2 separate regions of the Homo sapiens genome follow, and region 2 is linked to region 1. Evidence: chromatin contacts called from ENCODE Hi-C data. All regions are on one chromosome and are shown on one strand. Each heading gives the region's core, a stretch centred on a gene start or an enhancer-like site at or near the end of the contact. The rest is flanking DNA. Distances are from core to core; before and after follow the strand shown. Region 1 holds the start of CCNK (cyclin K). Region 2 holds the start of TRAF3 (TNF receptor associated factor 3).

Region 1 (6,468 bases), core at 1,720-4,219:
GCATAGCACATGGGAGGGGGGTGGTAACTAACATGCAGTAACATGTCCATTGTGTGTCTGCTGCGTTGCAGCATGTCTGCAAGCTAGTTTTCTTATCCTCACAATTTATCACTGAGAAAATGGAGCCAGAGACACGAAACAACCTGACTAATTCACAGCTAGCAAGCAGCATCACAACTAGTCTTACTTTATACCAAGATACTGCCTTCCCTCAATCTAGACACTGCTTTTCTTCTGTTTAAGTGGAATGTTACATCCTAGAACCACTTTTGTCAAGCCAGGAAAACTCAGGTTTTGTAAATGTAATCACACCAAGTAAATTTATTTATTTTTTATTTTTTTTGAGACAATCTCACCTAGTAAATTTATATCTGGCCAGTTCTGGCCTATTATTATATTTCAGCCTTTAAGAAATCTTTGATTTCTGAGTGTCATCTAATTTGCTCATTATCACTACATGGTTTGAGTGCATTTATTAACTTGAGAATCACGCTGCTTATCTATTTAAAGTTGGTATTAAGAAAGTGTTAATCCGAGTAAGGGCAAGACCAGAGTCCTGTAGCATATCTCCAAAGACATCTCCCCAGGCTTACATCAACTCATTAATCAACATTTCGGGTTTGGTAATTTGCATGGATATAAATCCATCTAACCACACCTTATCCAATGCACATTTAACTCTTGTGTCTACACACAGTATTAGAATCTTGTTGGAAGACTATGTCCTAAATAAACTTAAATGAACTTATGTCCAACAATCCCCAATCACCACCAGTCTAGTAAACTGTAACAAAAGGAAATATGATTTGTGTCACCTGGCTTTTTCTTGAGACAGGGTCTTGCTTTGTCGCCCAGGCTGGAGCGCAGTCACCCGATCACGGCTCACTGCAGCCTTGATCTCTCAGACTCAAGTGATCCTCCTGCCTCAGTCTCCCAAGTAGCTACTACAGGCATGCACCTCCACATCTGGCTAATTTTTTGATTTTTTTTTTGTAGTGGTGAGGTCTCACTATGTTGCCCAGGATGGTCTTGAACTCCTGAGCTTGTGTGATCCTCCAGCTTTGGCCTCCCACAGTACTGGTATTATAAGCGTGAGCCACCACCTCTGGCCTCACCTGGCCTTTTCTCACTGAAGCTCTGCTGGCTTCAGGGAATCAGCTCTCCTTTCCCAAGTACTCATAAACTTGTTGGCTCTTCCAACAAGATTCTAAAACAGATTATTAATAGGTTCCTAGTAGCCAAGAGCCATCGAATGGTTCTATGTGAAAACAGACATTTACCAGATTCTAGTCTTCTATCATTAACTGTACTTTTAGGATTTTTCAAAATCTAAGAATAACGATTTTATAAAGTCATCTGCAAATACTCTGGTATACAATTTACCTGAGCTTAAAAATATGATCACTCTGTAATCTCCTCAATTACCTTGAATTTAATTCCTCTAGATTTTTTTGTCCTTATCCAATTTTAAAGAAAACAAGCAGAAAACACTGTCCTCCCTTTCAGACACTCAGCAGAGTCACTGCTTTCAAATATAATGTCCTGAAATGAACTAGCCCATTTTATAGGCCACAGCTATGACCAATTTTTCTTTATGACATTCAATTTTAGAAACAGCATTTAAAATTTAAGAACCTCATTAACAACTCGAATAGTTTTTATTGCTTGTTAGTGCAAACTACATTTTCAAAATGGAACAAATTTAAACAGGATTTGCCCAGAAATCAACTAATATGCTTGAATAATGCATCACAATATAATCGAAATGAGATAAAAGAGGGAAAAAAACCCTAAAAGACACCAGCGGTGGTCACTCTGAATAAGACAATCTTGGATAATTATTATATTCATAGTCAAGATTATTTAACAGGTAAGCATCCTAAGGGCACTTTAATCCAAATGTCTATCAATACTACTACCACTACCATCATCCATCCATTCTTTCATTCAGCAATACAGAGGGCTTATTAAACGTCAGGCAGTGTTCTAGGCGCTGAAAGCTCCTCGCTTTCATTCTAGCAACATCATTCATACAAACCTTTAGCGGGCACCTACAACTGCAAGGCATTGTGCTAGGTATCTGTAAACAGCGATTTAGATCGAGATACACAAACATCACCAAGTTTCTCTTAAAAACACAGAAGACCACCCTTAAGAAATGCTCTTAGAAATAGTTCCTAACCTCAGATGACTTAGCGAAAGCTCCGTTTAACTGGCAGTCTAAATTTAGGGAGCATTACCGAGCCTATCTTGGGCAGACAATCGTTTAGGAGCTGTCACATAACCTCTAGACTTACGCTCCAATTTTCTAAAGAACAATTTCTCTCATAACAAACCAAATCAACCACCAGGAGCGGGTCCGTAAAGACGATGTCTGGGCAAGAACGAAATCTAATCCCGGAAGTGCCTTTTCCTCATCTTAGCCGCACCCTCGTTACGTGGCTCTCCAAAACTCCAAAGTCGGAGTACCCTAGACATGGAACAACCTCCAAAAAGTTTCAGGCCTAGCCAAGGTTGGGACTAATACGCCGCGAAATAATCGGGGAGATATGAGAAGTCTGTGGCTGTGAGACTGTGCGCGGTTAACACCGCTGCCCCTTTTGCCCAACCCCTAGAAAGTTCCCCAACTCTGACTGCCCCCCAGTGCGAGGGCCGCTACCAGTTCTAGGGTGAGTCCGGCCTCCCTGCCCCGCCCCGGCGCCTCAGACCCTCTCTACACGCCCGCCCCACAACCCCGCGTCGCCCGCAAAGTTCAATGTGTACCGGAGGTTAGCGGAGGGAGGCAGAATCCGGAAAGAGAGACTCCGCCAGTGGATAGCGGCGGTTGGCCATAACCTACTCCGACCTCCAGATACGCGGGAGGTGGGCGGCGCTGCCCTCAGTCGGTGGGTCACTCACCCCTCGCTTCAGGCAAGCCCCTCAGCGACGTCTCTCCTTGCCGACTGCGGCCATCTTGTATATGGAATGTCGGGGACCTACGTCATCACGCTGCGTCCTGAGACGCCACCAAGCGACCGGAGGGGCGGAGAGAGTAGGATGCCTGTCAACCAATGGGAAGAAAGCAGAGCTCTCAAAAGAGGAACGAGCCGCCGCTCTCCTCCCCGCCCGCCCCGCGGGTCAGTGGCTGCTGCTTACAGAGGGAGGAGCCAGCCACAGGGCCCATCCCGTCGGTCCCGCCCCTCGGGGCGAAAAGGCATTCTGGAGCAACCGAACCTGCTAACGGAACTTGGGCGCGTAGGCGGGGCCCGGGTCGAGATTCGTCCAATCAAAGCTCTGGCGGGGGCGAACGCAGCCAGTTGCGACATCGTGGTTGGCGGCGGCTGAGCCGGCCGCTCTTGCCCCCGGGAGCTGCCAGCCCACTGGCTGGGGAGGACCCCGAACGGAACGCCGGCTGGGTGGCGGGGCGGGGCCGCGCCCATGCGTCCGAAGCGTGGGCCAATGAACGGCGGCGGCTGCGGCCCGGGGGCGGGGTCCGGGGCGGGAGGAGAAGCGTTGGGCCGCGGTCGCGGGGCCGTCTCAGGCTGCCGTCCCGCCCCTCCCGTCCGGCCGCCGCCGCCGCCACCGCCGCCACCGCCTGGGGGTTGGTTGAGGCGGACGGCGGGGTCCGGGCCGGAGTACGTCGTTCCCGCTGCGCTAGGGGAAGCGGGCAGGTGAGTGCTGGCGGCGGTCTCTGCGCCCGCGCGGCCCGCGGGGGAAACTCGCGCCGCGTCTCCGAGCTCTGCGAGGCCGTCCCTCGCCCTGGCCAGCGCCCCTCGGCCGAAGTCCGGCCCGCGCCCCCGCCAGGGTCCCCGCCGGCCGCTGTGGCCCCGGGGCTTGAAGGGGCAGGTGTGCGCTCGGGGGCCAGGGCGAGGAGGGCCCGGCGGGGTCGGAGGGCGCCGGTCGGCCTCTGCCCGGGCGCCCTGCGGGGCGAGAGGCGCGCGCTCGCCGCTGCCCTGTCCCCTCTGGCGCCCACGCTCCCGGGCCCCGCGCCACCCGGTCTCGAGGTGGTGCCAGGTGCAGGCAGCGCTCTCCCCGAGCTTGCCCCGCTGTCCCCGGCCCTCGCGCCTGCTCTCGGGTGGGGCCCGGGCCCCTCGCGCTAGTCGGCTCGGCTCTGCGCGCGGCCGGGTCGCGCTCCCATTTCCTTCCTTCCTCCCGTCACCCCGCTGCTCGGGGAAGGCTGTGCGGTTTTATGTTCCTCTCTGCGAGTTCTCGGTGCCCACCAGGGTGCCCGGGGACCAGCCCCCGCCTCCTCCCGCGCCGTCCAGTTAGGAAGACGGACGTAGGAAATAGGTCGTCTTTCTTCCCACGCGCCCCTGGCCGTGCTCCACACGCGCAGTGCCCTACTAGGGAGAGGCAATTCGGTGCTTTAGAGTTTGTCATTCCGGCGTTAACTCTTCCTCCTCGTGGCTCCAGCCCGGCGATGCAACTCTTGTCTTTTCCCGGTCTCCACTTGGGAAAAGGAGCTGACAGTGACGCGCGCCCCTGGCTGCGGGGCTCACCCCTGCCCGGCCGGTGTTGGGAGGAGGGCATTTCAGTGTTGCAAAGGCATTCGCGGGTTAGGACCACTCGGACCGTGTTATTTTGCTTTTCTAAATAAATAAGGTGATGTTTCAAAAGCAAAAATACTTTTAAAGTATGCTGACAAATCAATTTTGCTTTTAAGAATCCTCGAAGAGTTACCCCATCTTCGTAGCCTGATTGTGGTGCTGATGAGGCCACTATAAATGCGTTTGTCAGAACTCAGAACCGGACACTGAAAAGTGTGAATTTTATCTTATGTAAAATATACCTCTCCCTCTCCCGTTTTTCTTCTTGAAATGACCTTGCCAGTATTTCAAAACTGAACTAACCAGTAATAATCTCGGAGAAGTGTTTATTATTTTAAGCGAATACATTTAACCCAAGAATATAGCAAAATAAAGCAGTCTTCCTCTCCACTGTTAAAATTTGCCAAGACTTGCTTGAACCTTGCTGTATGTACTGTGTTTATACGGGCTACCATGCGTGAAAGTCCAGCAGTACTGGATTAGTCCCAAGGGCTGCCGTGATTGATACTTTGGTGAAATTCCAACAGTTTACCGAGGAGTTTTTCTTCGGCCTAAGAAAGTAGTTTGCAAAGCCAAGTTCTCAAACAGCTACAGAACCTCTTTATTGGGACCCCAGACAACCTTGGATTTTAGCCTTCTGCTACCCCTTTCCTGTCTGCCCTCCAAGTGATTGTAAGTTAATATCTGAAATGGAACTGTAGTCTGAAGGAGTAAAATGGTTGCTTCTCCAGTGTGCTAACATCTCAGTGCTTTTTTTTCCTGGAATTGGAGTGGTGTTGGATTTGAAGATTAGAACATCTTATGTCTGTATGTACGGTTATAGCGAAAGCTTCTCGTAAGAGCACAGTGACTGTCAGTAAGAAAGTGATGGCTGCTGCGCTGCTCTTCCGTGCCGTGGACATTTAGGCCACATTTTAAATGATAATTAAGCTTTTGCTTTAGAAGCCACTGGATAATGAGAAAAATATGGAGGTGATATTTTTCCTATTTAAAGCTTAACCACTGGACAACTGTTTTGGTTTTGAGAGTTCTGATAAACGGTCACAACAGCCTCCTTGGAACACAGTACTCTCCTGCCTGGAGGAGAATGACAGGATGACGGCGCCGGGGAAGGTATGACCATCAGCGACGGAGGCTTGCTTGGAGTGAATATTTAGTAGACAATCATTGAATTCAATGAAAACCAGGTGCATAGTTTGTGCTGTGTAGAGTTGTAGTAAAAATATGAGCAAAAATCCTACCTCCAAGTCAGGGTTACTCTGAATGCTTTGTGACTAGATGTCAGTGTAGTTTGAGGCGTACCAGTTTTCTTCAATGTTTTAATTACATAGAGTCTTTTTTCTTATCACAAATCCGAAGTAGGGTTTAGAACTGTAACTAGTAATACTGTATCTTTCTTTTGTGTAGTTGGATGAATATCCTTCTCTGAGAGGTTATTTATCTTTAGAGACTGGTTTGCCTGTTCCCTGGCTGCTGTGCCTTGTGCTTCTGTTGAGGGTGGAGAGGAAGAGTTTCAAGTGTGTTTCTTTCCCTTGGACCGAAGTCCTGGGAATGGAGTGGTGACTTTGTTCCCTCAAAGAGAACTCGGAGTCATTTATTGCTATGGCATTAAATGTTTTTAACAGAACGGTGAACTTATCTTTATTCTTATGTTACTTTGGATGTTGCTTGTGGCCAGTTATAATATTTGCTTTCTCAATTACCTACCCTTATTTTTGGGCCCTTTTTTTATCAGTGAAAAATCTTTTGATTAGCCGTGCATCTTTTCTCTCCTGCTATAGTCATAGAAGTGTTTATCTGGCTAACAGTTTGTTTTGGGTCATATTTAACCAGTCGAGAGTATTAGAATAAAGAGTCTTGCTTTTTCAGTTTTCTATAGTTTTCACTTCTGTTGCCTTTACAATGGTTTTCTGTCATTGGATTTCCTTTTATCATCTCATTT
Region 2 (6,468 bases), core at 2,484-4,983, 3.3 Mb before region 1:
GGGCCCTGTAAGAGGGACCAGATGGCCCCACTATACCAGAGCTTTCCTGACACTGGGCCTCAACTCAACGCCGCTTCCCAGAAGACTTTCTCTTTCCCTTATGGTGGATTCCCACCACGCTTCCAGAATTCTACACAATCCACTAATTCATTTCATCCTACATTTTTACTTTCTGGTTTCTTCCTGGTGGGAGAAAGTATTCTCCCCCGAAGGGTTAGCACCCTGAGGGCAGGATGGTAGATTTGCATTTTTCCTTATCCTTCCTGCCACAAGCTCCTGTCCTGGTCTGTCTCAGTCAAGTATCTGCTGGTTTCTGGCATGTCCCTTCACTGTGCACAGGGGCCAAGATGGCCTATATCCCTGCAAATCACACCCTAGCAGATGGGTGCTGTGTCTCACTCTTCCCAGCACGGTAACCAGAACATTATGAGAACTCAGGGCACATTAACTGAATATTAATTAAATGAGAAAAAGACTCCCAAGTCCCAATTAACAATCCACTTATCTCGAGGAATACAGAATGCAGCATCGATTCCAACCTGATTCCTAAAGTTGATAGAAACCAACAGGCATCAACATTTATGACATCCCACTACCTGCCAGCCTACTCCAAGTCATCTGTACAGGCCGACAATAAGCTTCACCGAAAGAAAAAAAAAAAAGGTATTATGCTTAATAGTAAAAAACTCTGCCTTCTCCCTAGGGTGGTCTGTCTCCCCACCCCCTTTCCTGGAATAGTGTTGTGCAGAACTTAGTCAATAAAGGCTTTCTCAAATGAGAAAGCCATTTTGTATTTTAATTATGAATAATAAATTTTACACAAGCACACATAACATTTTCTCGGTTTTTTTTTTCTTTTCTATTTAAAACTGCATTTTCTTCTATTTCCATTCGCGTCTTTGGGACCCAAAGCCTGCTGCGGTGGTGCAAACCACATGGCACCTATCCCCTGTACCTCTCCCGGGCGTCTGGGCCTCCCTCATTCTGGCTTCATCACTCCTGCTGAAAGCAAGTCTAAGCATCATTTCCACAATCAGGCCTCGGCTGCTTCTCTCTGGTAGCCTTCCAAATCCTCTGGCCTCACCTCCTTCTTTCTCACTCTTCCCACTTTCTCTGTATCTGAAGTCAGTTATTATGACTCTTCCATGCAAAAAAAGAACACCAAGTGATTTTTCTTCCTCCATGAACACTCGCAAAGCAGCAGCAAGGGGTCCTGATTCCATGGAGTGGACCCTAAGGGCCTTGGCCACGAGACGTCGCCTCTGCTAAGTTAACAGTTCTTTAAACTGACCATTGCAAGGAAATTCAGCTATTGCATAATACTTGATAGGTTAGATCACTTGCTGTTTGGAGAGTCTTGCTATATGAAGATGAGAAAATAGAGTTGGGCAAATTTAACGCAATTTCCTTTGTTTGCTTGAGCTAGCTCAGACTTGCAACGCCACAGTGGCAGTTTTATCTTTCTTAAAGTACAGCTTTAACATCATAAAAAAGGATTTTAAGGGAGTGATCAATCATTCTCACCTAACCTGACAATATCATTAGCATACGTATCCTGACAATACCCTAGAAAGGTCCTTCTTGAGTTGCACAGTGAAAAATTAAAGGGATTCTTGCAGGAGTATTTAGAGAATCAGAATCCGCAACGCAGGCTCAGATGTCTCAGTTAAATGAAGGACTTTCTTCAAGGCACAAACAAGAGTAGGGATATTTTGATGGTATTAACAGAAACAACTGGCCACTGTTACTGCCTGTTTCCAGTGAAATGTCTTTACAGCCTCTCACTGAGTGAAGCCATCTTATTAATTCCAAAAGAAGGGACAGCATCCAAGGAAAATAATTGGTCTTCTTTCCCCTCGCAGAGAAATTCACATGAATGTCTCAAAAAAAAAAAAAAAAAAAAAAAAAAAAAGCTGGAATTCTCCCTGGCCAGCTCTCTCTCCTTTCCTGGCTTCTGCATTGACAGCTGGAACAGATGGCGTCTGGGTGAGACACCTTACATCTTAACCCTTATCCATGATAAGGTCTGATTTTCACCAGCGATGCTGGAATCCAAGGTCTGTCAGGGTTTCCGTCATGAGCACCCACTCACAGGATTTCCAGTCCCATGTGATGTTTTCCAGTTTTCATATCGATAAGGCTTATCTTGTTTTGGCCAAAGAATTTTCATCTTTAGACTAATTCTTAACATTTACATTGTCACAACGCGGCGAAAAGGTACACATTTCCTCTCATTTGAGAAAAGAACGCTGTACACTATTTTGCCAGACATCCTACATATGATGCAGTCTGTTCACAGGCCATTTTCAAAGACGTGAGAGACATGAGAAGATCTCAGGACGAACTGATGGTCCACTTGGCCATTCCCTACAGTAAGAATTTTATAGACAAATACAGGGTAACAGCAAACAACATTTCCAAACGCTCCGGCAGTGTGTAGTCGCAGCAAATGCTAGGAAAAAAAATAAATAATGGCTCCTCTTCAGTTGTATGCCGTGAATGTAAATTAAGAAGCCGCTACAACGCTCGACATAACCTTTCTGACGCCACAAAAATGAATGAATTATATCCATACACACACACAGGCACACACACCACGCACCACGCATCACATGTCATTCTGAAAACTGATTCTGAGCTTAATTCGAAAAACGTGAAATACAACTGGTCCCGTCAACAGCTCGTAATCTGAAGGTTTCTTGCATTTCCAAGCACGTCCATAACACCTCATCCGTTTCCAGTTTGTTACTGTTTCCAACCGAAGGGAGAGAATTTTCCACACAGAATTATCTCCTCGGGTCCAAATACTAGACCGAAGTCCCCACACGGGGCTGGCTGGCGGCGTGGAACCGGCCAGCCCGCCGAGAGCCGCCTGGCGCCCGCGGGGAAGACGCAGAGCCCGCGGCCAGGAGCCGCCCGGTGCCCCGGGAGTCGCCGGCCCTCGGCGGCCGCGCGAGGGGGATTCGCGCCCTCTGCCCATACCCGGACCCCCGCGCCGCCCGCCAAGCGGTCGGAGGCGCCTCTGAGGCGGAATGACTCAGGACCAACTTTCCAATAACGCCCGGGCCCCCCCGGCCGGCCCGGGCAGCGCGCTCGGCCACGCAGCCCCTGAGCCGCCCGTCCCCCCGCGTGAAACCCGCGGCCCCGCGGGGTGCCGGGTCCTCAACGCCAGCGGGGGTCACGGCCGTAGCGAGGCCTGCGCGCCCCGTTTCCTGAAAAGGTGCGGGCGCCCCGGCCCCCTCGGGCCCCGAGCCCGGCCTCCGGGACAAAGTTTGCCGAAGTTGAGGCGTCCGGAGGCGGGAGGCAGCCCGGCTGGGGCGCGGGGCCAGGCTGAAGCCGCGCCCCGCCGTCGCCGCTGGGACGGGCCGGGCCTGCGCCGCGCCGGGCCCGCGCCGGGCAGCCCCGAGGCCCCCGGGCCCCGCCGCCCAGGGCGCGGGATGGAGGCGACGGGGATGGAGGCGCCCGGCCGCGCGCCGGAGGCCCGCCCGCCCGCCGCGGCCCCTTACCTCGCGGTCCGTCGCCGCTCGGCCGGCTCAGGGGCGCCGGGCGCGTCCTCCGCCGCGGTCCGCAGCGTTCTGCTCCCCGGGCTGCCCCATGGCGGGGGGCGGGGAAGAGCCGGCGGCCGCCGCGGCTGCCGCCGGCTGGAAAGTCCCGGCTGGGCTGCAACCCCGGCTCGCGCACGCGGCGGCCGCGCCGCGCTCCCTCGCTCCCTCGCTCCCTCACGCAGCCCCGCGCAGGCACTTCCTCTCGCGCGCTGGAAATCCCCGGCGCGCCCGCCGCCCCGCCCCCGCCGCCCGCGCGCGTGGGAGCGGCAGGAGCCCGCGAGCGCCGCCGGCCCCACGCGCCCGCCGGCCCCCCGCGCGCGCCCGCGACCCGTTGCTAAGGGCCCTAGCGCCCGGCGGCCGCCCGCCCGGCCTTAGCAACGGCGGCGCCGCGGCGCGGGGCGGGGACGGCCCCGGGCGCCCCCCGCCTCCCTCCCGTCCCCGCCGCGCGCCCCGCGGGCCTCCTCGCTCTGCGCCGCCCCCGCCGCGCCCCCGCCGCCGCGCGTCCCCGCGTCCCCGCCTTTCCGGGTCAAAAAGCCACGCAGGCCGCGTGGGGGCCGAGAGGTGCTGGCGCCGCTCCTCCCCGCGGCCACCTCGCCCGCACCCCCCACGCCAGCATAGCATACGCAGCCCCCGTGCGTGCACGCCCGTGTGCCCATGGCCACACGCGACCCCTACGCACACGCACGGGTCCGATATGCGGCCCCCCGCACTGTCGCGGACGCATACACGACGGTCACATTCCCCTCAAGCGGACACGCACACACACGCTCACCAACACCGTGCGCACGCGTACCAGGCCACGCACCCTCGCGCACACGCAGGTGGGGCTGAGGGTGACTCAGGCCGTGGAGCCCCTTTTCGCATGCAGAGGGCAGGGCTCCACATTAGTTTGGTGGCACTTTCCTTTCTCCCTCCCTTGGACCCTCCCACGCCCCCGGAGTGGTGTCTTGCTCACGGGTGGACAGGGTAGCCAGTTTGCCACGTGCCCCCAGCGTCCTCGGCGGTCCTGGCTGCCCCTGCGCCCCCTGCACCCTCCACCAGGCCGCTGGGGCCTGCGCATTTCTCCCGAGGCCTCTGCCTTCTGCCCCAAAGGCATCAGTGGTGTGTCAGTGATTCACCTAGGCCCACCAAGGCAGCACCCAGCCTGGCTGGGCCTGGCGAGGTGGGAAGCGAAGGGAGGGCTTCTGGGAGGCTCTGGGCCAGCTGAGGGGTGAGGCCTTCGCTGGAGTTTGCAAGTCAGTGGTGAGGGGACAGAAAGGACTTTGCATTTTTCACTTCTCAAGAAGGCTTATAAAGAGCCCTACCCCAGAGCTGAGACCAGTGTGAGTAGCCAAGGCCAGTCTGCCTTCTTGTATTGCTCCAGTGACTCATGTGAGTGGAGGCAGGAAGTCCAGCATCTCCTCCTACAGCTTCACCCATGGAACGTTCCAGAACCCCAGATAGTCCGACCTGGCTGCTGGAAGTCTATCTGGACATCAGAGACATTGGACCATGTCTCTGGCTCCATTAGCCCAACAGATGCTTGTTCTACAGCCACACTCACCAGGCCACAGTGGCACCCCCGTCTGCGCCACAGGCACAGCTCTTTTAGAGGTGACAGGCCCGCCTTCGCCGTCCCTCACAGGGACCTATGGACTCCAGCGGTCTCCCCCACCCCCATGGTGGACTCCCCTTGGGAGCCTCAGGTGCCCTTTCTTGCCTGTCAGGAGTTGGGATGTTACTGACCTCAGGCTCAGGGTCCCAACCACTTCCCATAGCCCAGGCACTGAGGCCTCCCATGTCCCCAGCCCTGCTTAGCCCACAGTCCTGGCACCCTGTCGACTGGGGCCCACTCCCAACGCCTGCCTTATGCTGTGTGTTACCTATGGCCTGGTTTAACTTTGCCAAAATCAGGAAAGACTCCCTTTCCTAGGCTGGACTATTTTTGGTTGTTTTAAAAGAAGCAGGACATGGACCGGGCATGGTGGCTCACACCTGTAATTGCAGCACTTTGGGAGGCCGCGGGCAGGCAAGTCACCTGAGGTCAGGAGTTCGAGACCAGCCTGGCCAACATGGTGAAACCACGTCTCTACTAAAAACACAAAAATCAGCCGGGCGTGGTGGAGTGTGCCTGTAATCCCAGCTACCCAGGAGGTTGAGGCAAGAGAATCACTTGAACCCAGGAGGCGGAGGTTACAGTGAGCTGAGATTGTGCCATTGTACTCCTATCTGGGCGACAGAGTGAGACTCTGTCTGGAAAAAAAAAAAAAAAGTAGGATGGTGGCTTATGCCTGTGGTCCCAGCACTTTGGGAGGCTGAGGCGGGAGGATCGCTTGAGTCCATGAGGTTGAAGCTGCTGTGAGCCATGATGGCACCACTGGACTCCAGTCTGGGCAACAGAGCGAGACCCTGTCTCAAAAAAATAAAAATAAATAAATAATTAAAGAAAAGAAAAGAAGAAGCAAGGCAGAAGGTCCAAAGACCCATGAGAGGGTTTTCTGCGGCTCTTTTCATGCTCCAGCCTAGCATTAGAAAGCAACATTGAGAATGAAGTCAGGCACAACCAGGCTGAGCCCTCTGCTGGTGAGACCTATTCCCTCCCTTTCTCTCCCTCCCCTCCTCCTCCTTTTTCTTCTCCAATTGAGCAGTTCTGAAGATCCTCTGCTGTGGGGAATTGAAGGGGGACAGGACAAAGAAGTTTGCCCCAAGCAGGGCAACTGCTTTGGGGGTTGGTGGCGGGTGTTCTCGCCCCTGCAGTTAGAGCCACAGGGCAGCAGTGATGGGCAGGAAGGAGAGCTCTCTCCTCGCTGTACTTCAAAGGCAGATCTCTGTTCCCTATGGCAACGTCCAACAACAAACCGACACCATCTTTGGACGCATTTCTCACAGGAGTTGATGTAGCATTACATGTTCTGCTTGCTGCATTTTTGGAGAAGTGCATGCA

What was found. A loop is a pair of places that touch in the nucleus more often than their neighbours do. Pooled maps may share reads with other maps.
Region 2: a pooled map shows a loop between it and region 1 (33-fold over the local background). The contact joins the promoter of TRAF3 here to the promoter of CCNK in region 1. A Hi-C loop is called at or near these places in 6 of 50 pooled maps.

What each region holds. Positions count from the first base shown.
Region 1 is chr14:99,477,910-99,484,377 of GRCh38, reverse strand. It overlaps CCNK (cyclin K), which reads right to left and starts at 2,969. Exons shown (of 11, transcript NM_001099402.2): 1 at 2,899-2,969. SETD3 (SET domain containing 3, actin N3(tau)-histidine methyltransferase) reads left to right here and starts at 3,519. Exons shown (of 13, transcript NM_032233.3): 1 at 3,519-3,650. RefSeq lists enhancers at 2,709-3,078, 3,887-4,388 and silencers at 3,269-3,728, 3,839-4,038.
Region 2 is chr14:102,774,714-102,781,181 of GRCh38, reverse strand. It overlaps TRAF3 (TNF receptor associated factor 3), which reads right to left and starts at 3,733. Exons shown (of 12, transcript NM_145725.3): 1 at 3,507-3,733. RefSeq lists silencers at 2,891-2,950, 3,191-3,240, 3,451-4,060, 4,151-4,210 and an enhancer at 4,921-5,160.